Linked DNA regions of Mus musculus: regions 2 and 3 are each linked to region 1. A link is a loop called in an ENCODE intact Hi-C map of the cell type or tissue named here. Cell type or tissue: heart. All regions are shown on one strand.

Evidence for each region. A loop is a pair of places that touch in the nucleus more often than their neighbours do. Peaks named below come from ENCODE experiments on the same cell type or tissue, not always from the same donor. Only the 100,000 strongest peaks of a DNase experiment are listed, where the experiment ranks them.
Region 2: it touches region 1 in a loop (7-fold over the local background); 36 of 42 quality-filtered maps call a loop at or near these places.
Region 3: a loop joins it to region 1, with 11 times the contacts of the local background. A loop is called at or near these places in 6 of 42 quality-filtered maps.

Annotation. Positions count from the first base shown.
Region 1 is chr9:54,732,279-54,740,278 of GRCm38, forward strand. It overlaps Wdr61 (WD repeat domain 61), which reads right to left and starts at 2,271. Exons shown (of 11, transcript NM_023191.3): 1 at 2,197-2,271. In heart, CTCF peaks have their summits at 37 (motif pointing right), 2,308, 4,332 (motif pointing right) and 6,274 (motif pointing right); a DNase peak (open chromatin) is centred at 2,223; H3K4me3 peaks cover 2,381 bases; H3K27ac peaks cover 2,269 bases.
Region 2 is chr9:54,818,178-54,826,177 of GRCm38, forward strand. It overlaps the pseudogene Rab7-ps1. Among named protein-coding and RNA genes, the nearest start is that of Ireb2, 42 kb to the right of the region's middle. In heart, a CTCF peak has its summit at 3,735 (motif pointing left); no DNase peak of the experiment used is centred here; H3K27me3 peaks cover 2,115 bases.
Region 3 is chr9:54,893,813-54,901,812 of GRCm38, forward strand. Ireb2 (iron responsive element binding protein 2) reads left to right here. Exons shown (of 22, transcript NM_022655.3): 11 at 1,567-1,683; 12 at 2,628-2,787; 13 at 3,675-3,810; 14 at 5,576-5,660; 15 at 6,138-6,294; 16 at 6,636-6,760. Among named protein-coding and RNA genes, the nearest start is that of Hykk, 19 kb to the right of the region's middle. In heart, a CTCF peak has its summit at 3,522 (motif pointing left); no DNase peak of the experiment used is centred here.

The DNA of each region.
Region 1 (8,000 bases):
TGTGGTAACTATGTTCTATAAAGTTACCACTAGTGGGCAGTATCAGACCATTCCTCTGGAGACTCAGAGGTAGGCCACTGAAAGCCTCTGGGACACATTTTTGTCAAGTGCTCAATATGTAATCACATGCTATGGTTTTGCTTTGTTTTGTTTGCATATGACTCTGTTTGACCATACATTAGTAATTCACTAATACTGAACTCAACCTAAACAGGGCTTATCTAAAATACTTATTTTTCTCTCTAAGACTCATTACAGCTTTCTTGCACTGGGCAAGAACATGGGCTATCACTCCGGCACCATGCCAGAGGGTTACCTTCACCACGGGCTCACTACCAAAACCAAACAAGCAACCAAAACACAAAAATGAGAAGGCATGGCACTAAACCCCAGAGAAAAGACACTTTCTCATAGAGTGAGAGCAGAAACAAGGCAGAAGCGAACTCAGAACTGGGCATCACGTGACTCAAAAGATTCAACACCCTGCACATCTTCTAAAATTATAAATAAATATAATCGAGTATGAAAATTCACAAACAGAATCTAGGCATAGGCTCTATGTGGAAAACAATCTTGTCAAAACATGAAAACCAAACTTATGAGAGCAAAACACACATGGCTCCTTATCATCACATTCTATAAGAATCAGCAAGTCTAAAAGATGCCGCAACCTCAGGACATAAACAACATCCTGCCAGCAGTTCCGTAATCCTAATTGTTTGGAGGTACTAAGCCTGGCTTTCTGGCAAGACCCTGTCTCAAAACAAACAACAATCCCATCACAACATTCTGATATGAAAACACCTGTGATCGCTAAAGCCGTTAACAAAGTCATATTTAATACTTGTTATGTGAGAATATAACATAATGGGAGAATATGCTAAATTTCAACTAGAAATTAACAAATATAAGAGTGTGAATTGTCTTCTAATCCATGTTCACAGCCCCTCAGTTCCATCCTCACTTAACAGGCCGTACATACAGCTCAGACATCTGGGCTCATGCTACCTGCTTCAAATATGCAAACCAAAGACTAACAAATGTTTACCAAGAACAGAAACTCAGACAGACACATGATTTCTAAATAGTCCTGGCCTAAGAGATCTTAATCAGGTGTGCTGACTTGTGACTGTTACTGATTTGTGACTCAAGAACAGGACCTTGCCCAGACTAGAAAGCTCTCCTGACAATTTGGCTCAAACAAGTTGAGACACAAACTGCATGAAGACCAGCCCTCTTAGTGATACTGCCTCCTCTCTGCCCATACGAACCTCACACTTGGCAATAGAGAAAAACGACAATTTTACAAGTAAGAAGGTTTATAGGGAGTCAACTTTTAAAAAGCTACCCTCAAAATAGGGTGTGCAGTTCCATCAGGCTGAACCTTTGAGGACGTACTGCATCAGATCCTATTTTAACTATTATACAGATTAGCTCACTGAACCTTCCTTAACGCCGTTTAGTAGGCACTCTTACTAGCTCCGTTCTTCTGGCTAGAAGAGAGAGGCTTAGAGCAGCTGACGGAAGCGTAGGTAAATACACAGTTCCTACTACTAAGACATGTCTCATGACAGGTAATTTCAGAACCAAGAGAATCCCAAGAGGCCTCTATGCCATCTCTCTCTTTAGGAAAATTTCCAGTTATCGGGGCTGGATTTAAAGGTCCTTCTTCAGGCTTCCCAGAGACTAACCCATGCGTCTATGAAAGTTTCTCAGGCACGTCTGTAACGCACCATACCACATGGTACTTGAAATAAAAGGAACTCACTCTCTGCTTAGTGTTCAATGACGTGAAGCTTGCTACCTAACAGCGTGGCTAACTACTATAGGACTGGTATTAAGAGAGTCCTCTATCTAAGGGGAAACTACTCCCCTCCCCAGAGTCCTCTATCTAAGGGGAAACTACTCCCCTCCCCACCCCGCAAAGAAGCCAACCCTCATTTCCGGGATGCACAAAACATTATCTGGGAGCAAAATTAGTCCACCTATGGGCCTTCTGTCTGCCCTTGGGACTCGTGCCTCGCGGACTAGCCAAGTTAAATAGAGTCACGAAAGCCACCCTTGGACTCCTGGAGCCTCCGTGAACAAACCTGCTGTGGTGGCCTCCAACTCTCCCGGTTCAGTCGCCCTCTCGCCCTAGTAGGCAACAGCACCAAAGACCACCATTCCCCAACTCTGCCCAGCACACCAACTCACCACCGTACAGCCAGCCGCACAGCACGCCTGACGTCAGTGGAGCACGACCGTGGCGCTCGTGGATGAGCTAACGAAGGGGCGGGGCCTCTCCTGGGATGCGGGCGGGACCGGCAGAGCGCCCCCCTGCTGCCTTGGCGTGCGGGGTTGGGGTGAGGGTGGAGCCAGGGAGAGTGGGCGGGGAGTACCTAGGGCAGCCTGCTGCTAACAGGCTTCAGAAAGCTTCTCTGATGACTTCCCGGGTTCGTTTTTTCTTCTGTTTTTTTTTCTTTCTTTTTTTTTTTTTCCCCGCTTTTTCTTCGTCCTCTTTTTCTTTCCTTCTCCTTTCCAGCCCAGCCTCGCCCCCCATCTCCCACAGCAAAAAGCTCGAAAATCATTACAATAAAGGTTTTCTAAAACAACCTAGCTCTGTAATTTTTAAAGTGCCACATTTTAATATTGTTAAAAGTTGTGTGCACGTATGGGAGTGTGCACACATGTCATGGTGTAGAAATGGAGGTCAGAAGACAACTTGAGTGTCTTAGTTGTCTCTGTCACGTGGAGCCCAGGAATGGAACCCAAGTCATCAGGCTTGAAGGCGGCCACTTTTATCTGCTGAGCCATTCCCTATATATTTTTTTTTAATAGCGCATAAATTCAAACCCAGGATGTTGCCTATGCTAGGCAAGCATGCTCCTGCTGGCCTACATCCCAGCCATCTATTTATTTATTTAGAAACAAGTTCTCAATAAATTGCCTAGGCTGGCCTATAACTTACTCTGTAACTCTGTAGCATAGGCAGTCCTTGGATTCCTGCTTCTATTGCTTCAGTCTCCAGTATCTCTAGAGTGACAGGCCTGCACTACCAGGCCTGGCTATAACTCTGTCGTTCAAACTCAAAGCCGAAAAATACCTCAGAGTGCTGTTTCAAGATGCCAAACAGAGAACTGAGAGAATTCCAGTAGAATTTGGACATTGAATTATTCGTGTGCTCTTCAGTGACTGAATAATTATGATGTGAACTCCAGATATGCTTGTTCAAAGACTATATTAAACCCCTACCTTTCACCTCTCTACTGTCAGAGCACCAAGCACATGAGGTCATTAGCATGGTCTACTGTGAAGCAAGAATAACAGGCCTCTTATGTACAATGAATGTCTTTGACATGCAATCAAGACTATGAGTCCTGCCTCAGAATAATATTTATAAATGGATCAATATCCACATAGGATTAAAGGGAAATAATTCCATCAAAATAGCCATAAATATGCAAAATAATAACACACCTACCTGAGCTCAACAGATCTAATACCGTCTGTGATTTCAAAGTATCAATACACATACACAATGCTTTGAATTATCTTCAGTGGTTGTAATAAAATAGGAACAATACTGTGGTTTGATTTAGTGACCAAGTCAATTACTGTTAATGCCTCCTGGTTTATTGTGCACATATGTGATCAAGAAAAACATCACCTTTCTGCTAGAAGTTAAGAGAAATAAAAATATAATTATTTTTCTATCAAAGTTCCTAGATCTCCTCTATGTGTGTTATAGAGCAAATCTGGGAGACAGAGTAACTGTGCATCACTGAGACATCTGTAGGAAGAGTTGTGATCTTGCAGGTCAAAAGACAATGAAAAGATTTCACAATAAAATCAAGCAAAACTGAAGACAGCGGGTGTGACAGAGCTGTGTGCCCTGTCCTGAAAGGCTCTGAAAGTATACCCAGTCCTTCTTTGGAAGGCCATGGCCCCAGGATTCTGGTTCTTCCTAAAAAATGGCTTACTGCTTTTCCAACGAGCTTGGACAGAGCAAACCCAGAGACAGGACGAAGCAAGCAGAGTGACACAGAACAGCAGTGTCACCACGCAGCCCAGAGTCACGTGTGTGTAGAAGCATTTCAGGCTCATGTCTGCCACACCTGACTCCCTCTTACAGGCTCACCACGGAGTTACAGCCTCAGTCTACACCTACAAGGACAGGGAGGTCGCCATGTGCCCAGCAGAAAGGATTGCCACTACTCCGTCAAAAAGTTGGATATATGTAAGTGACTTCCCAGAGAAGACCTAAATCAGCAGTCCAATAGCAGAGCACTATCTTCTACTCAGCAAGTGAAAGAGGGAAACTAGAGTGGGGGCGAGGGGAGGTGTGTTACATATGTCCTGCAGAGGGCGCTCGAGGTCCTCTGACTGTGGTCCTCTTTAAAACCCTTTGTTGTAAAGCCTCAGAACAGGGACTCCAGCCCACTTTTCTAATGTTTGTTCCTTTGCCCCATAGCTGACCTTCTCTTCTCTTCTCTTCTCTTCTCTTCTCTTCTCTTCTCTTCTCTTCTCTTCTCTTCTCTCTCTCTCTCTCACACACACACCTACATACCCCTACACACACATACACCTACACACACATGTGCACACACATACAAACATTAACACATACAAACACACACCATAGTCTGTAGGCTGAAGCATTTCCCATAATGCCTCTTGCCTTCTGTGGATATATCCCTCTAGGCAGCCCCTCCTTTACTCCTCCACACCCCTAGGGATGGAACTTGGGCCCCTTCTGTTTCCATATGGGGCACATAAGGACTTAAGCTCTAAGCCAAAATGCCTGTGTTTATTCTAAGATAGTTAAGTTTTATTTCCTTATGGTGACATCTCTAAAATAGGGATTGTAATAGAAATTTCTCACTGGGGCTGATATAAGAATTTTTAAAAATATCCACAGCATGGTAGTCCTGCATGCTGGTAGTGCCTGGCACCCTAGGGGTGGAGGCAGGAACATTAGGAGGCCAGAGTCATCCTTGTCTACATAGCAAGTTCAAGGACAGCCTGGGCTATACAAGATCTTGTTCTCAAAACCAAAGACCAACCCTTACCATCAAAACTAAAAGAAGGTTGCTGTGTATGTGAGAGGCTCAGACTAGTGTCTGGCACAAAGAACATATAAAATACAGGCCATTGTTTCTTTTTTCTTTTTTTTCTTTTTTTTAGATTTATTTATTTATTATATGTAAGTACACTGTAGCTGTCTTCAGACACTTCAGAAGAGGGCCTCAGATCATGTTACAGATGGTTGTGAGCCACCATGTGGTTGCTGGGATTTGAACTTCAGACCTTTGAAAGAGCAGTCGGGTGCTCTTACCCACTGAGCCATTTCACCAGCCCCCGCCATTGTTTCTTTTATAGCTGAGGATAGCACCTGTAAGAGAACTTTGTCTCCGTGGTTGTAGAAATAAAAACCAAGTCTAAAGCATAAACTCTCGGACAAAAGCTTTAATTTGAAAGATATAACAGTTAAAGGAGGAGGGCATAAGACTGATTGGGGGCGGCCCCAGCTCTTCAATGAGGACGGGGAAGAACAGGCATTGTATCAGGTTCTTGAGATGACCTGAAATCTTATCACTCTTACTAGTCGAGAAGAGATACATAGGACAACTTGTAAAAGCTAGGTCTCTCCTTCCACTATGTGGGTCCTGGAGATTGAGTTCAGAGATGCCAGGCATCTTTGCTTGCATAACCATCTTGCTGGCCCAAGAGGATTTTTCTACACAAGGTCTAGAGTGGACAGGTAGTCCCTGGAGATGGGCTGGTATTACTGTTGTCACTGATGAAACATGGTGACTTTAGATGTGAGAGGGGTAAGGTCAGGCATATTCACACTCTGTTGGTAAGAGAGGAGAGATGTATGTAGTGGAGGGGAGGTCTCAGCTGCCCTCCTAGGACTCTCTCTCCTCTGGGCTTGCCCTCTAACTGCCCAGACCACTAGGATTACAGATACATGGGGAACGCTACAGCTGATCCCTAGGGTCATAACAAGAGAATTTACCATCTCTTGTCTTCATGAACATTTTATTTCTCATTGCAGCGTTGGGGGGGGGGGGGTCAGAGATCACAAATAGGAAGGAAGCAGACAATGATGAGAACAGGTCTGTTCTGGGGCTAAGGGCAGGGGTCTGGATACAAATCCAAGCCCGTAAGAACACATTGATTCTTTCTCAAGGGAACCTCGTAGGACTGGCTTTCTTCTCTGCAGCCAGGATCCCTGGACTGCAAGATCTAGTCTAGGGAACACAGGCAGGAGTTTTGTCACATTGGCCAGAGGGTGGCAGTAACTGCCTGTGCACAGCCAGGGAGTGCTGGTGGAGAGGCAGGGAGCTGACTTTTTGGCTCCTTCCATTTGAGAGACAATGAGAGCCTTCTGTGGACCATAAGCAAGAACCTCTCAGGCTTCAGTTCCCTTACGTTCAAATGAAGATCATTACTCCATAGCTTAGCTCCCAGGGGCTTCTGCTGTGAAATTCCCAGACTGGAGTATAAACACCACCTGAGCCACAGAGCTCAGGCATTGTCCAAGACCTAGAGTCATCCGTGTACTGCAGGGCCCTCTGAAAGGCATAGGATACAGACCCAATACGTGAGAGCTGTTTCTCTGGACCAAGTGAGGACGAGAACCGGGTGCCACCGAGGATTTTTGCTTAGCTCTGGAATGTGCAGGGATCTCCACAAAGCCTGGAAAGAGGCAGCTAGAAGCCCCGAGTTCTTTAGATTCATCAGCTGCTAGTCAGAGTGGCCCATGATTGCCTACTGTCCACAGATGCCTTACCACTGCTTACTAACTAGGCCTAAACAAAGGCTGGCTGCGGATATTCAAAGGAATTAGATTTCCTTGTCCCCAAGGAGTTCACAGTGACTCTCTACCTCACCAGGACTCCAGGCCATCTGAAACAAAAAGCCATCCATCTGATCAGAAAAGTTTCATTTACCTCATTCCCCCTGTATCAAAGGCTTATGAATTATATTTCATTACTCTATAGAAAAGAACAAGTGTAGGAAAACCAGAGCACAATAGAAGGAGGTAAAGCCACAAACGAGGGAAGACTATACCCAAGTCTCCAAGTCTCTATGCAGCCTGGCTTTCTGCTCCTCTGCATGAAGTGGTCATAGCCCACAAAGACAAAACAGGAGCTTAGGACCCATGCCCTTCCTCCACAGCCTGCACTGACCCCCTTCAAAATTGTGCAGCAGGAGCTGCAGAGGTGATTCAGTGCTTAAGAGCGCTGACTATTCTCCCAAAGGGCAGGGTTTGCTTCTCAGCACTCACATAGATGCTCACAACCATCTGTAACTCCAGGTCTAGAGGATACCCTCTTCTGACCTCTGGAGGCACCATGCATGCATGCAGTGTGCAAACAGACAAAATACACCCCCCCACACACACACACACACAAAATGTCAACAAACAAAAAAAAAATACAATCAGGATTGGACTCATCCTTGCCGGAAGCCAAAGTGCAGCTAGAGGGACCAGGCCTGGTGTTGGTGGGAGTCCCCACAGCTTATACATTTCTGCTGTAACCTGGCTCACAGCATTTATTTACATACACAGGAAGCAGCAATGCCAAGTTGCACAACAGTCTGAGGGAAGAGGGTGGACAAGGGGGATGGCATGATGAGCTTGGCAGCCCCAAATTGGAGCTGTGAGCCTGTGCCCAACTGCCAGGGAAGAGGAAGAAGACCTTGATAGTTAAGTCTGAAGAAGGAAGTAGAGCGGGATCTACCTGGGTGATGAGAGAGAAGCAAGAATTCCTGTGGTAGGCTGGCAGATGCTGAATAACTCTTGGGGTGGGCGGAGGACAGCAACAATAATAACCACTTTAAAACCTGTTACCAGCTGGAGAGATGGCTCCGTGGTTAAGAACAGTAGCTGCTCTTCCAAGAGGGCTCAGGTTCAATTCCCAGTACCCACATGGCAGCTTTCAAGTGTCTGTAACTCCAGTTCCCCCCCCCCCGGGGGGGGGTATCTGACACCCTCACACAGACACACA
Region 2 (8,000 bases), 86 kb after region 1:
AGGTCTAAGTAACAACAGGTAAACAAGGAGGTCGTCTTCGTTTGAGCATTTTCAGTTGTCTAAAGTATAAGTGGGCAGGGGTGCGGTGGTGCCCACATACAATCGCAACACGTGGGAGGTAGAGGCAGAAGGAGTTCTTCAAGGCCAGCCTCAACTGCTTAATGAACTGAACTACATGAGACCCTGTCTCAAAACTCCAGCAAGTAAGTAAATACCTCAAGTTAGCTTGGAATTACTAAAGATCAGAAAGGCTGAAAGCGGATGAAGGGATGAAGTCAAGAGGGTGCCGTTCAGCCGTAAAACGGGCCCCTCCGCTGCAAACTGTAGCTTCTTGATCCAGGGTCCAGTCAGCTGTGGCCAGGAGGGAGGAGTCCTATACTGTAAGTATGTCACATCTGTATGTCACATCTGTATGTCACAGGGAGGATGTGAGCAGAGGTAGCTTCACTTGGAAAGGGTTGGCATTTACAGAAACCATCTAATAATTTGTGCCAGTAGAGTTGGGGACAAGAATGGGACATTGCTGAGGGCCCTTGCAGGAGGAATGATAAATGGCTCTAGTACTCATGGAACGCAGCCCACAGGTTACCACAGGCACATGGGTAAGCCTCGGTGTGGCACAACTCCGAGGACCATGTGTCCTGAGGACTTCATGCTATTATGGAGTTCTGCTCTGCTTGCTGCACTCACATCTCTCTTAATGGAAGAACTGCATGAAAACTTTTAGGAGGCTTCCAGTCCCTCACTGGGCAGTCTCTCTGGCACTTACAACAATAGTGCTTGATCTCTTTCAGGCATTGCTGCTGGAGAGAACTTGTGATTGAATCTTCACCCTAGGAAAGAACTTAAGAGACATAGATTGTCAGCGGTGACCACCACCCTTAGAAAACATTTGGAAAAATAAAGTTGTTAGTAAAGCTAGGTTGAGATGTTTTCACTACTGACTCTGATGTTAAAAAAAAAATCTTAGGAAGCAAACTGAAGTTTAGAAAGGCACACTCTTACTAGTCAAGCTAGGGACCTCTTCTGGTCAGGGAACAAGAACAATGGCAGCCCTGGCTGATGTGCCTCTCACTGAGACTGGAGAGGGGGTGGTTGATTTCTTACACCCATTTTTTGCCCTCAGCTCCCTGGTATGATTTATTAAGAATTGCTGATGAGTAGATGTGCGTTCTGAGGATTTAAGGTAGATATGACTGATTTTTATATAAAAGTTTAGATTTGTGATTCTTTTAAGATTCTTATAAGATTGCTTTTAAAGATAAATAATAAAGTAATTACTCCTTTCTTTGTAACTGCAAATTACTGCCTGCCAGTAAGAGAAACTGGAGAGATTACCTTCCTTTCTTACACTTTGTTAGTCTATGACAAGTTGCTTAGTTATGAATGTATGTGGGTTTTGGGGAATAATTTGTTTTCTTTGCCTGTACTACAGTGTGTTATTTCTTGTAAAGGCACTGGGAAACACACTGGATCTTCATAATCATTTACTAAAAGAAAACAAAAATGTAATCATATTGTAGTTTTATACTGCTTGAAAGATTTTGCTGGGATATATAAGCTATGGAAGAAAGAATAAAGTGTGGAGGGCTGGACCGTTGTTTCTCCCATCCATCAATTATGTGTGTATGTGTAAAGTTTGTGTGACAGAGAACTGGAACATGGTTCCTTCCACCCATCAACCATGTGAATGTATGTACATATGTAAACTTTTCTGGGTGTGTGTTGGAGCTTGCTCCATCCACCAATTGCATGTACATATGTATGCATGTGTATGTGTGAAATGCTTGGAGCCTGCTTACTGGAGCTTGACTCTAACCATTCTATGTGTCTATATGTCTGTGTACATCTGTATCCATGTGTGCATGTATGTATACATATATCTCTGTGTGTATGAAGTTATTGGACTCTGCCTTTTGTTTCATGCACTGTATGTGTATTTCCTTATCTTTCTTGATAGCCCCAAGGAGTTAAAAGAGTTCATAGTTTTTCTGCTGGCCCTCGGAAGTGCCAGCCCCAGTAAACTAAGCTTTGTCCCTCAGAGAAGTCTGCTGCGTAACTTCTTTAATCAATGGCTGCCTTTGGCAGCAACCCCTGAAAGAATCTGGATCCACCCCTGTCAGCAGCTCTAAGCACCGACCCCCAACGGCTGCCTGCTTCAGTTTACCTACCGTATGAATGCCAAAGCTGATCATTGGCAGGACATGGGTGAGAGGAGAACAGAGTCCAGTGACCAGGGAACTGACATTAAAGTATCTCTGTGTCTCGAAGCTGTGTGTGTCATCTAAGATGCCATTTGCTTCTTTGGGCTTCCTTTATTTTTATTTTATTTTCTTGGAGCAACCAGGTCTTGGGATACGATATTTAGCATTTGGATACATAGTAGTACCAGACTAATCCACTACACTGCATCCTTGATAAATTCTTCTTGGGGGTGGGGGTGGGGGAGAAGGAAAGAGTTTATTCTTCTAAAGCTTTTACTTCTACAGCGCTGTTCATCGTTGAGGGGTAAATTCTTTTTACTACCTACACACAGACATCTTTTTACTCATCCCTTCTTGCCCTCCAGCTGCCCAGTTCCCCTCCTATCAGGGACCCGTGATATTTTGGAGACTTGCACAGGGACTCTCTTGTCCTCTCTTCATTCTGGTGCTTGTGGTCAGCTGAATGAACCATGTGTAACTGAAGGTCTCTAGCTGGGGCTGCTCTCCATTTAGACTCAAAGACCCCTAGCTGTGACTCCAGATCACAGTCACCCATCAAGGTACAGGTGACAGACAGCATTTTCCTTTGGTCCACTGTGGAAATCCTTACTTTCCATTTGCAACTGAACATCTCTGGCCAGGGCAACCCTTTGGTGACCTGAAGGTGACATCCTGCCCCACCCATCACCACCAGGAACTATTCTCTTCTTTCCGGGGAGCCTCTCTCAATGTGAGGCACCAGTGGTGGCAGAGCTCATCCAGAGTGAGACCGCCCAAAGTATGAGGACTTCTCCCTCCTCTCGGAAGAAAGCAGATTCCGTACAGTCAGGTCAGAGTCTGCCCCTGCCTGGCTAAGTGTCCTTCCCTCTCATTAGGTGGAGCTGCAGCACATCTGGACTGGGCATTTGCATGCCTGTTGCTCCCCTTCTCATCCGGTCTCCTTAATGAAAGGGACGTAAAGGTCACCAGGATTTCTCTTCTCCAGGACAAGCATCTCCCCATTCCTCTTCTCAGTGATGTGCACCAAGTTCAGTTTTGTGAGTTTCCTTTCAGGGTCCAGTCTGGCCAGATGTGTTGACAGTGAAGGAGTGGAGTGGCTCATTGGGGCTATGTGAATGCCTGTGTCCTAGGATTGAGAAGGGTGTTATTAACCCCGCTGACTATAGTGAGTTACGGCGGACAGCACAGGGGCTTTCTGAAGATCCTGCTCTCTTTCAGTTCATCCTTATTAAAACCATACATAAATATACTAGTCTAGACCCTGAGAGTAGAGAAAGCCAGACTATACTGGCTGCACGTTCTCTTAAACCAGTCCTCTCCAGGTATTAGACAAAGGCTTCAAAAATTAGAGCAGGGATTTCCCAAACCCCTTCCCTCACTTTATTAAGTGTAGCTTTCAAGGTGTTTAATTACCAAGATGAGAGCCAAAAGAGATGAATAAGAAGACAAAAGGGACACCCATCAGGCTCAGTCCATGGCCCTAGCAGCTGCCGGGCCTTTGCCTCTCTTGGGAAGTACTAGAGCTCCATCTAGAGGCTTCCTTCCTCAGCATAAGAGATGAAAGATAATGTCTGGCTAAGCTTGACACATCTGTCAGGTGCCCAAGGCCACCAGCCTGCAAGCCTCTACCCAAATGACCCAATAAGTTATCTGGGCTGTCTTACCTCAGGGCTTCCAGGACAGCTCTACTTCCTTAGGTAGGTCTCAACCAAATACTTAGCCTCTCGTATGTTTCCTCCTGAGATCAAGCTCTTTCCATGCATAGACAATTTATTAAGATATAGTCCAAGCAAGCCCATTTCAAATCGAAATACTGCCCCAAATCTTCAAAAGCCTGCACCATGTGGTTAGAATTTTTCACCTTCAGGAGCCCAGATCTCCCTATAAAAAGGTCAAGCTTCTAAGGCTTATACTACCCTTGGGCACAAGCATTTCTAGATTTTTTTCTTTTTTTTTTTGATATGTTGAAACAGGGTCTCACTGTGTAGCCCCAATTTTCCTAAATTCTCTTGCTTCCGTGTGATTGCAGATGTAAGCCACCATGTCTACCTATGGGTCTCACCTTAACTATGAGAACTCCAGCATTACACAGCATCCAAGGGCCTTCCTGGTCATGGCATGGTTTGGAAGAATCTGAGTGCCCCAGCTTGACCTAATAGCTAAGGTCCTCTAGGAGGCTTTAATGGGACCAGAAGAGTCATTAGCTAGGATCCTTGAGATGACATCGACACTGGTCACTTCCCCATTAGGCCTGGGGTAGCAGGAGGTTTAGGAGTTTCAGGAGTACCAGAGAGGAGCATTTGCTAGCAGGGGAAGTTTTAAGAGTGCACAGTCTTTGAGCTAGTCATAACACGTCAAAACTTAACTGGTGTGTGTGTGTGTGTGTGTGTGTGTGTGTGTATGTGTCTTTCATTTGAGAATCTAGATTGCTCCTGGGCAGGTGTGCAAGTGCAACCCACAGGGAGTCAAATCCATATAGCTAAATTCACTTCGTCTGTCGAGATGATTATGTTTGCTCCAGCATCTTCCCTCACCCACATGGATAACTGTTCTCACCTGAACCTTTTTCTTCTTCTGAGAACCCAAAGTGAATGCAGATTTAGGTCAATAACTTGTCTCTCTTCCTTCAGCCTGGAAGGGCATTGAGGTAGGTTTGGTAGACCAATCAAACAGAGGTCTGAGCTAATGTAAAGTAGGCACGTACAGAATATAAGGGCAGAGATGCCAGGCTTTCGTTTACCTTGTGGACTCGGATGAGGAGTCTATACTTTTTAGCAAAAACATCGTGATGGCTATTGAGGTTCAGGAATCACTACACAAACCATAGGAACACTGATCTCAGTTAAGCAGAAATAGTTTATTGAATGTACACCAAGACTGATTGATCAAGACCACAAAAAAAAGGACTCAGGAGCCCAATTGTGGTACAAGTCTATTCTTTTTTTTTTCTTTGTTCTTGTTAAATTTTATTGGCATCACATTCATCTCTTTACAGAAGAAATCAGCCTACACCCTAGAATGTAGACCTCTGAAGGGGAAGTGCTCCGGGAAGCAAGCCATGATGCAGGGCAGGACCTCGGGAAAAGACAGAACTGCCAGGGCTCAACCCAAGAGATGGTGGGTTAGTGCTGGGCCACACTTGGGTGGGTGGGAAAGGAGGAGGGTCTGCTAACCTACAGGTACCACAACCCTGAAAGGAGCGCCTTCTAGAACAAAGGTAGAGTCACTGGGACAGGTCTGGTGAGTTCTCCTTTCCTCTTTGAGTAGGATAGTGACATAAGGGCATCATAAAGTGTTGAATATAAGGAAAAAAAACAGAAAGGGAGAAAATGAGAATTTTAATTTTTGAAGTAACAGCAATTTATCCATTGTATACACTACTATATTATGCAAATCAACCTTTTGGAAAATTTAGACACAGAAGGGAACTGTCTAGTTCAGTTTTCCCTTCAGAGAGATGAAAAGCTTTTTGGCTCTTAAGTCTGTGATAAAAGGCGTACATAATTCTTGTGTCTACTGTACAGAATACTGCCGCTAGCTGGACTTCCACACTTGAGTCTCTAACACTCTGTAATCCAGACAGGGTTCAACCCTCCACCTTGCATGCCTGTGTTAGAGGACTTAAACACACAATCCAGGAATTCCTTATACTAATTTACACATTTTAATTGGTTGCATATATTAACATGTACTATAAGATTCTTTTCTAAGAAGCATTACATAATAAATGGATACTGTAATAAAATCTGATTAGTTAAAAGTAACAAGCATTAAGAGATACATACAAAACAGCCTGCTCAGAACGGAGCCTGGGTACCAGCCTTCCCACAGGACCTTCAAGGAGGGAGGGGTAAAAGACCATAAGACCATTAAAAAAAATCAGATAATTAGACACAGATGAACTGTGAACAGTTCTCTCACTCTCCAGTGGACAAAAAGAGTAAGCTTTCCATGCCCACTGCACCCCAGAGCACCCAGGGTCTCTGCCATATTATGCCTGCCATACACAGGGCTCACGGGGAGGGGGGACAGCTGCCCCAGGAGTCCTGACAGGCACAGGCTGGAGTTTGCTTGCTGTGTGTGTGTTGTGTGTATGTGTTTGTGTGTGCATGAGTGTGTTTTGTGTATGTGTGTGTGTTGGATAACTGTTTGGTGGAGTTTCTTTTGGCAGCTGGATGTGAGAGCTCACGTTCTGGTCTGTTTGGAGGAGGAGGGACGCATATTGAAGGCCTACGTGTGTGTTCTTGGTCTGTGAAGGACTCTGTGCTCACTGCCCCTTCAACAACTGCAGCTTTCTGCGGAGGCCTTGGCCCGGTCATTCTTGTCCAGTTTGATGGGCTCAGGGAATTCATTGTACAGCTCCACCTCTGTTTCCTGTTTAAGGGCATTCCGAGCAATTGTCTGGAAGGCCTGCTCCACATTGATGGCCTCCTTGGCACTGGTCTCGAAGTAAGGAATGTTGTTTTTGCTGTAGCACCAAGCCTGTGCCCTCTTTGTGGCCACTTGTCTGTTTTCCAGGTCAATCTTGTTTCCCAACACAACAAAAGGGAAGTTCTCGGGATCCCGGGGGCTGGCCTGGATGAGAAACTCGTCTCTCCAGCTGTCGAGGGTTTTGAAAGTGTTGGGGGCAGTCACATCAAACACCAGAACACAGCAATCTGCACCTCTGTAGAAGGCCACACCAAGAGACTAGAACCGTTCTTGACCAGCTGTGTCCCAGATCTGCATGGTAACAAGTCTGTCATCCACCATCACCTCCTTGGTCAGAAAGTCCGCTCCTATTGTGGCTTTGTACTGGTTACTGAACTTCTTATTCACATACTGCTTCATGAGAGAGGTCTTTCCAACACCAGAGTCTCCTAGGATGATGACCTTCAGCAACACTTTCTTCCTAGAGGTCATCCTTGAAGCGCAGGGTCAACGGAGGAGGAGACACAACGCAGGCCGCAACAGAGACGTCTGATTCCGGCTCCACAAGTCTATTCTTAGGGCAGACTTTTTATAAGAAAAACCAAATTCAGTAGTAGAAGTCAAGAGTGGAGACAGTTCTACATTTTGGCTGACTTTTAAGCTGATTGGTCCTAGCTGAGGTCCTAAGTGAATGGGTGGTGAACAGGGGAGTTTCAGAGCATTGACATAGCAGCATAAGTAATACAACCATAGTGCTATGGCCTTTTGGGAGAATTTTTCAGTGTCAGCTATTGATAATTACTTCTTGGAAGTGGGGTCTGAGAACCTGAACTTAATTTTACCTTATGAGCAAAATGGAGACTGAATACAGTTACAGTTAAAGGAGCAGGCTTCAACAGCTATTCTTGGTTGTCAACTTGTCTATATCTGGAATGAACTAAAAACCAAACATTTTTTTAAAATTAAAAAGATTAAGAAAAGAAAGAAAGAAGAAGAAAAAAATGGCCAGGCACATTTTTGAGGGATTTTATTTCATTTTGCTTAATTAAATCATTTGAGGTGGGAAGACCCACTTTTAATCCAGATCTTCTGAGGTGGGAAGAACTACCTTTAATCTGGACCACATCTTCTGCTGGCATGGTCCTGACTTGAGAGGACATGGAAGAAGGAAGTTCTTGCTCTTTGACTGTTTGCTCTCACTATTACTGGCAAGTCAATTTTGCCAATGGCATTATAGCCTACTTCTATAGGATTCCAGTGTTTACTGAAGACCAGGTGAGACATCCAGCCTGTGTACTGAAGAACCACTGGATTCTTTGGGCCTTCTGTTGGTAGACAGCTATCCTTGCACTAATGAGACCACAGCCTGTAAGTGTAAGTTGTTCT
Region 3 (8,000 bases), 160 kb after region 1:
GGTAGAGTAAAATTGAATTGCTTACTTACTAGAAAACCCTAGCCAGAGGCTGGGGTTATGTCTCAGTTGGTAGAGTACTTATCATGTAGGAAGCCCTGGGTTCAGTCTCCAGTACTCGGTCACCCACACCTGCAGTGAGGAGGAGACAGGAGAATCAGAAGTGCCGCTCCATCCTCAGCTTTACATTGTAAGTTTAAGGTCAGCAACACAATAGAAGACTATACCTCACACAAGTAAGTCCTAGCTGTGCCCAGGATAGTCGTTCATACTTGGAATCCCAGGACTCTGGAAGCTATAGCAGGATTGTAAATCAAAGCCAGTTTGGGCTACATAGTTCAAGGCCAACCTGGGCTGCCTAGGGTGTAAAAAACTATGGTTTTTTGTTTTTAAAACCCTCTTTAACCTTGTAAACTGACAATACTTGGAAATAAAGCTAAAATCCATCAAGACATTGATTTCAAAAGAAACTAATTGAGGCTAGAGAGATGATTTAGTGGATAAAGCGTTTGCTGCTTTTCTCAGAGGACCTGGGTGGGTTTCCAGCAACCATATGTCTCCTAATCATCTGTAACTCCAGTGCCAGCAGATCTGACAACCCTCTACAGCCTCCACAGCTACCAGACACGTGTTCACATGTATACAAACATGTGCATGCTGACAAATAGTCATACATATAAAATAAAACTAAATCTTTAAAAAAAATGTCTTCAGTGTTTATTTAGGTCAAAGACTAGGATCAGTTGAACCTATTAAATATAGTAGGGTCCTTTAGAATAATCATGGCTGTGATGAGACTATAATGAAGAATGATTAAATTTGCTGTGCCTAACCACATAAGATACACAAAGGAAATACTAATATTTGGAAAAATAAATAACTAATTGGAAACTGAGATTTTAACAAAAATAATGACTTATTAACCAAGAAATAAAAGCCATCTCATAGGAAACTAGCCAGTAAGATCCTCTTAAGCCACACAGAGAATGAAAACCTTTCTTTGTTATATTCCCTTAGCATGCTCTGTTGACCAGGCATCACATATGAGGTGACAGGGGAGAATGTTTACTAACCATTCACTTCGTGATCTGAGAGTGAGGCATGGCTGGGATTAGAACTCAGAGCAGTGAGCTGATGATGAGCAGAGTTCTTGTGCAGGCTTCTGTTGTGACAGTGGTTTTGGTTTTGTTGTTATTTAGGGCAGCCTTATATATTATATAGCCTAGACTGGCTCACTATATAGTTGAAGATGTCTTTGAACTAATAAACATCCTGTCTCTGCTTTTGAGGTATTTGGATTACAAGCAATATACTATCAATTCTGATTTTGTGTGATGCTCAGGGTAGAACCCAAGGCCTCTTGCATGCTAGGCAAGCCCTCTAGCAACTAAGCTATATCCTCAGCCCTTTTGATAGTATTTATATTTGTAGAGAAAAACATAGGAAAAGCCATAGTTTTTATAAGTTGTGTTAAAATAGATGTACTCGTTCTGCTTACAAAGTAATGTTTGCTTTTGTATTTATTCTTGGAAATTCTGATCTCCTTTTCCTCCATTCTTGTTTTCTTAGGTGATACAGATTAATCTGAATTCAATAGTTGCATCTGTCAGTGGTCCAAAAAGGCCTCAGGATAGGGTTGCTGTAACAGATATGAAAAGTGATTTTCAGGCTTGCTTAAATGAAAAGGTAAGTTATTTTATTGTTACTGTTATGCTATGTGCTAAGTAGTTAAGAGCCTCAGAGTTTGGGATTGATTTCTAAATTCAGTCTACTGCTCTTTTCTTTTTTTCTTCATATGCTATGGTGTATGCTAGCAGCCTCAAGAGGGTCAGAGTTTGGATTATATCTATTTAAAGTAATCAGAAGTTAATAAAGTGAGGTTTCTCAGTCACAGTGGTTTCCTTTCAAGTGCTAATCAGGTGCGTGATAGAACAGAACTCGTTTATATCACTGAAGAATGTTTTACTGGGCATCATTACTACAGACTTCTTACTAGGAAGAAACCATTGCACTGCGTAATTATTTTCATTGAATTTGAAAAAAAAAAAACCAACACAAACAAAATAACTTTGGCTCTGGGGTTTCTGATTTTGCCTTTAAAGTCATGGCTGTAGTTTTGTCACTTTGGTCTGTTAGGAAACAGTAGAGTTGGCTTTGCCTGCCAATCCTTACTTTTATAGTTTCCTTACTTTTTATTTGGAAAATACTAAACATGTTCAGAAGTAAGGTGGTCTCTGATAAATTGCTGTACACTTGCCAGGCAACGTTAGCACTAATGAACTCAGTGTAAACCTTATTTACCTCTTCTGCACTCACACACTTGAATCATTGGGGCAGATCTTTAGAATAGGAGGAGTTTCTATCGTGTTTTTGAAAATTCCTGTGAACAGGAATAACTAGGAAATGTCTGAGTTGGGACTGGATTCTGGGTGGTTGGCTGTAATCAATATATAAAAAAGTATTGTTTATGAACACCACTAGACTTCTCCTGTAAATATTCAAATCTTGTTTAAGATGAATTGGACCTTCTGAATGGTGTGGACCTTATGTGTCACAGTAGAACTTTGATGTCCAAGTTGTGTTTCCTACTAGTCCTACCAAGTCTGTAATATTTGCATACAAATTTATAGGTTGGATTTAAAGGCTTCCAAGTTGCAGCAGAAAAACAAAGTGACACTGTCTCTGTTCGTTATGATGGAAGTGAGTATAAGCTGTCCCATGGATCCGTGGTCATTGCTGCAGTTATCAGTTGTACCAATAATTGCAATCCATCTGTGATGCTTGCTGCAGGTAGGTTGGTATTTATAACTGTATTCTCTCATGTAAGTTACTGTTTGCTTTCCTGGTATATTTCTCATTCTTAGATAATGTATCTGTGTTTGTGTTTTATATCGAGACACTGAAATTTTTAATTAAGTTGTTAAGCTTTTAATTTGTAGTGGTTTTTTTTTAACACAGAAGGTAGCTTTTGAAAAAACCCTATAATTTACATACCTATTAATTTTAAATTGTTTCTGTCTCTTCAGTAAATTTAAAAGTAACACTACTCAGCAGGTATTGCTTGGGATTTTTTCCCACCAGTTTACAATCACAGTATACTGTGCAAGGGGAGAATTACTGACACGTACCATCAGTTTGTGTACCGGGTGACAGCATTACCAATGTTAAATTGCTCTTTGTTTACTATGATTATGGCATTGATTCCATCAGTAGCAGTTCTATATGAATGTTCTTTTTTTCCCTGTTTGTGTGATGCTGTGGTGTTAGCCTTACCCTCCTTACCCTGCAGCATGATGCTACTTTACTAAAAATTTCAATTTGTCTTCAGTGAACTGAATAGGTAGAGTAAAATGCACACAGTAATGATATTAAGGTTTTATGGGCCTGAGAGATGGCTCAGAAGTTAAGGGCACTGGTTGTTCTTCCAGAGGTCCGAAGTTCAACTCCCAGCAACCATATCTGCTGCTCACAACCATCTACACTGGGATCTGATGCCCTCTTCTGGCATGCAGGTGTACATACAGATACAGCACTCATAGACACTAAAACATAAATCTTAAAACTTTTTTTTAGCTTTTTATTATAAATTGTAGTTGACGATATTAAACACCCTTTTCTTGGTTTTTATTCTAATGTGAAGGGTACGTTGTCATAGTCATTGTTTGTTGATTTTACAGGTCTTCTGGCTAAAAAGGCTGTTGAAATTGGTCTACGAGTTAAACCTTATATACGAACAAGTTTGTCTCCAGGCAGTGGGATGGTTACACATTACCTCAGTTCAAGTGGAGTGCTACCCTATCTTAGCAAGCTAGGGTGAGTGACACTTCTGTTATTTATACCTAGACTGGTATTCAGCAGTTAATAAATATATTTGTTAGGAATCAAAGAGAGGTAAAAAAGGAAAAATACCACTTAAAAGGGTGGATGGCCCCCTCAGAGTTGGTAAAAGACACACCCAGACACCAAGTTCTCAGCAAAAAGGAAATTTTATACCCAGAGGGGCTAGCAGATAGGGGAGGGTACAAAGTCAGACAGCACAGCAGCAAGAAGCAAGCAAGTGTTTTGGTTTTTTTGTTTGTTTGTTTTGTTTTTTTTGCAGGAGTGGATTTTTAAGGAGAAAAGGGGGAAATCTGTGCTCGGATGAGTTGGTGAATCTTGATAGCCAGATAATGAATTTTGATTGTTGGATCTTGGTGTTTAAATCTCAGGAATGAGTCAGTGACAAATAAGGGAATCAACCTTGGGAACAAGCTTTAGCAATACAGTTTAATGGTGTTTATTTTAGCAAGGGGAGAAGGAAAGATGAAAGAAAAAACCTGTCAGCGCCATGCTTGCCGTGCTCGGGCATGCCAGAGCCCTTCACTTGTTCCCTTGCCATCCACATAGTCTGGTGCCTAAGAAGCAGGTGGTGGTTGGGAATAGCAGAGGCACTTGGAGGTCAAGCACATGGTCTGTAGCCCTCAGGACAGGGCTGTTACTGTTAAGAGTGGGGTGAGGAAAATCTAATTCTCATGAGTCATGTTCAGTTCAGAAAAGAGTAAAGGAATAATACAAGTTGGATTAATTTAATTGAACACATCTTTAATCCCAGCACTTGGGAGACCGAGGCAGGGGGATATCTGAATGTGTGACCAGCCTAGTGTACAGAGGTAGTTCGAGGTCAGACAGGGCTACAGGGAAATCTTGTATTGGGGAGCAGTGGGGGGAATTGAACAGATTGTCTTGATTTAGGTTTTGCAAAGTTATTGGGTCTGCAATGTGAGGTTAATTTATCTATGAAGCTTAAGAGAAACAACTTCTAAATTTCTTTCATATTTAAGTGATAACAGTATAATTTTAGAAAATAATATTTTTACATAAATTATCCTTTTTTAAGGCCTCATAAATTTTAGATTTTTTTTTTTTTAATTTTGCTTTTAGAGCAGCAGCTAAAGTAATTTAGAGGCTTATGTTTGTAATCTTACTTTGGAATTACTGTCAGGGATTCTTGTTAGGTGTAGTTTATTCAGAGTTGAATAATTTATTTCCACTAGTAAATTGGGACCTTTGATGACTGTTATAGTGAGGTCATCCTTATGTTTTATAGTTTGAAATATGCCTTTCGAGTGGAAACACATGATTTTTTGTTTGTTTGTTGTTGTTGATTTTGGTTTTTTGAGACAGTGTTTCTCTGTGTAGCCCTGGCTATCCTGGAACTCACTCTGTAGACCAGGCTGGCCTCGAACTCAGAAATCCACCTGGACACATGATTTTTTTAAAAGGGGTTTTATTAGTTCTAGTTAGAGCAGAGGAGCTTTCTGATACTGTTAAAGTTCTTTTGATCTAGTACAGATAGTGTGGCTATGTGGCCTCTTCTGAGATTTATAATCAGTTCAAAGAACATGCTACCAGTGAGACTTTAATGTTTAAAACTGTGAGATTCATGTGTTGATGGTTAATTCTTACGAAGCAAGCAATCTTACTGTGATAAGGGAAATAAAGAGAGAAGATGCTCACAACCATCTAGAAGGGAAATGCAGAGAGAAGACTTGTCCTTTCTTTACATACTGTCCAGTCATGCTTCACTTTTTAAATGCAGGTTTGACATAGTTGGCTATGGATGTTCAACATGTGTAGGAAATACAGCACCTTTATCAGAAGCAGTTTTGAATGCAGTAAAACAGGTAAAAATGTAGATTAGCACATCTAAGTGCATTTTTATTGTTTATTTTTAATAAGGATGCTTCAATATTTACTTAAGCATCAGAGTTGATTAATAGATGCTAGTTTAAAAACTCAGACACACTTATGAATGCAATTGTGAGCCTCTTTGAGAGTTGCCCCAGCTTGTTTCAGCTATATCATGTTAGTAAATTATAAACAGTGTGTATATTGATATTTATACTGGAAACTCTCAGGAAACGTAACTTGTGGATCTTAAAATAATGCAAAGAATTACTTGTATATTTTAAAACTAATTCCTTAGTAATATAAGGAACTATTAAAGTATAAGAATTGTAGTTCTATACTTAAAATTAAAACTTAGTAAAAATTTTTGTTGTTGTTGTCTGGATCTCACCTAAAATTAGTTGAGACAAATTTTATAATTGTGTGAGTATATATAAGCTCTTGAATCAAGTATATTTGTTTTCCCCCCTTAGGGTGATTTGGTTACCTGTGGAGTTTTATCTGGAAACAAACATTTCGAAGGCCGTCTCTGTGATTGTGTCCGTGCCAATTATCTCGCCTCTCCGCCCTTAGTGGTGGCTTATGCCATAGCAGGCACAGTGAATATAGACTTCCAGACAGAGCCTTTAGGTGTGTTTTCTATATATTATCTGTATGTTTATATGCATACTTATGTGCACTGTCTCCAGAAGTTGTTAAAACCATACTCTTGATATGAAAGAAAACATGCAATACTTGTTTACTTTCTTAAAACATCTATTTTTCTGCTCTTAGTGTCTGTTGATATGAAGAATGTAATATGTATATGTAATTGATTTGCAATATTTAAACCTGAAACACACCCCATTGTTAAATCAGTTACTTGATTTCTGTGACTTTTCTTTGAAAAGATAGAAATGCTTTGAGGTGTTGGTTTTTGGTGGTGGTTGTTGTAATATGTGTACTGAATACCATGTTACAATTTTGATCAGGTACTGACTCTACGGGCAAGGAAATTTACCTGCATGACATTTGGCCTAGTCGAGAAGAAGTTCATCAGATGGAGGAAGAACATGTTATATTGTCAATGTTTAAAACACTAAAAGAGAAAGTAGAGGTAAGAGTCTTGTGGGGCTTTGTTTTTAGTTTGTTCTTTAATTTGAAGCAAGGTCTCACATAGCTCATACTGACTGAGACCTCACTCCTTGTAGCCCACGCTGTCCTATGAACTCAGCAATCCAGTCCTCAGTTCTGGGGTTTCAGGCATGATCCATGTGTCTTGCTTTCTAGACAGAATAAAAATTTTAATTTTGAGTATATAATTTTTATGGCTGAGTTTTTTTTTTTTTTAAAGCCTCTGTGTGTGTGTGTGTGTGTGTGTGTGTGTGTGTGTGTGTGTAAAACCTGTTAAAAACATTGGTGGTGGTATAGGCCTTTAATCCCATCACTCAAGACAAAAGCCTCGGCCACACAGTGAGACCCTTGGGGGGGGCGGGGCGGAGGTGTTCTTGATGACATTTTCATGTTTGTTCTCTGTACTCCTTTATTGCTCTTGCTCTCTCCTGTCCCCACTATTTCCTGCTGGTCTCCTCCTTTTCCCAAACAGTATCCCTTCTATAGTCACATGTGTGTATGTTCCTGCAGACATTTACAAATCTTTGTATGTGAATGATGTGTGTGTTTCTGTGTATGAATGTGGGCCTGTGTATACCATGGCATGTGTGGATGTCAGATAATAGCCTCAGGTATTAGTCCTTATCTTTCACCATATTGGAGAAAAGATCTTGTCTTGCCACTGCCTCTGCTAGCCTAGCTGATAGACAAACCTCGAAGGATTCTCTTGTCTCTACCTCCTGTTTTATCCATAAGACTGATTTGCAACCTTATATCCTGCTTACATGACTTCTGGGGGCTCAAACTCAGAAACACTGTGTCAAGTGATTTGTACCCATTAATCCTTCTGCCTACTCATAGTTCTGCCTTCTCTTTTATATATAACTTTAAATATGGGCAATATAACTCTCTTCTGTCCGGTGAGCTTCTCAGCCAGAATGTCATGCATTTGGCATATATGTTTTATTTTGAAATCTAGATTCCACATAAGAGAAGAAAATACAATATCTGTACTTCTGAATCTGACTTATTTTAACATAATGGTCTCTAGTTTTATTTTCTTGGTTTTTGGCTTTTTGGTTTTTGGAGACAGGGTTTCTCTGTGTAGACCTGGCTGTTCTGGAACTCACTTTGTAGACCAGGCTGGCCTTGAACTCAGAAACCTGCCTGCCTCTGCCTCCCAGGTGCTTGGATTAAAGGCACAGCTTTTTTCTAGCTTTATTTTCTTAAAAATGTCAGTTTGT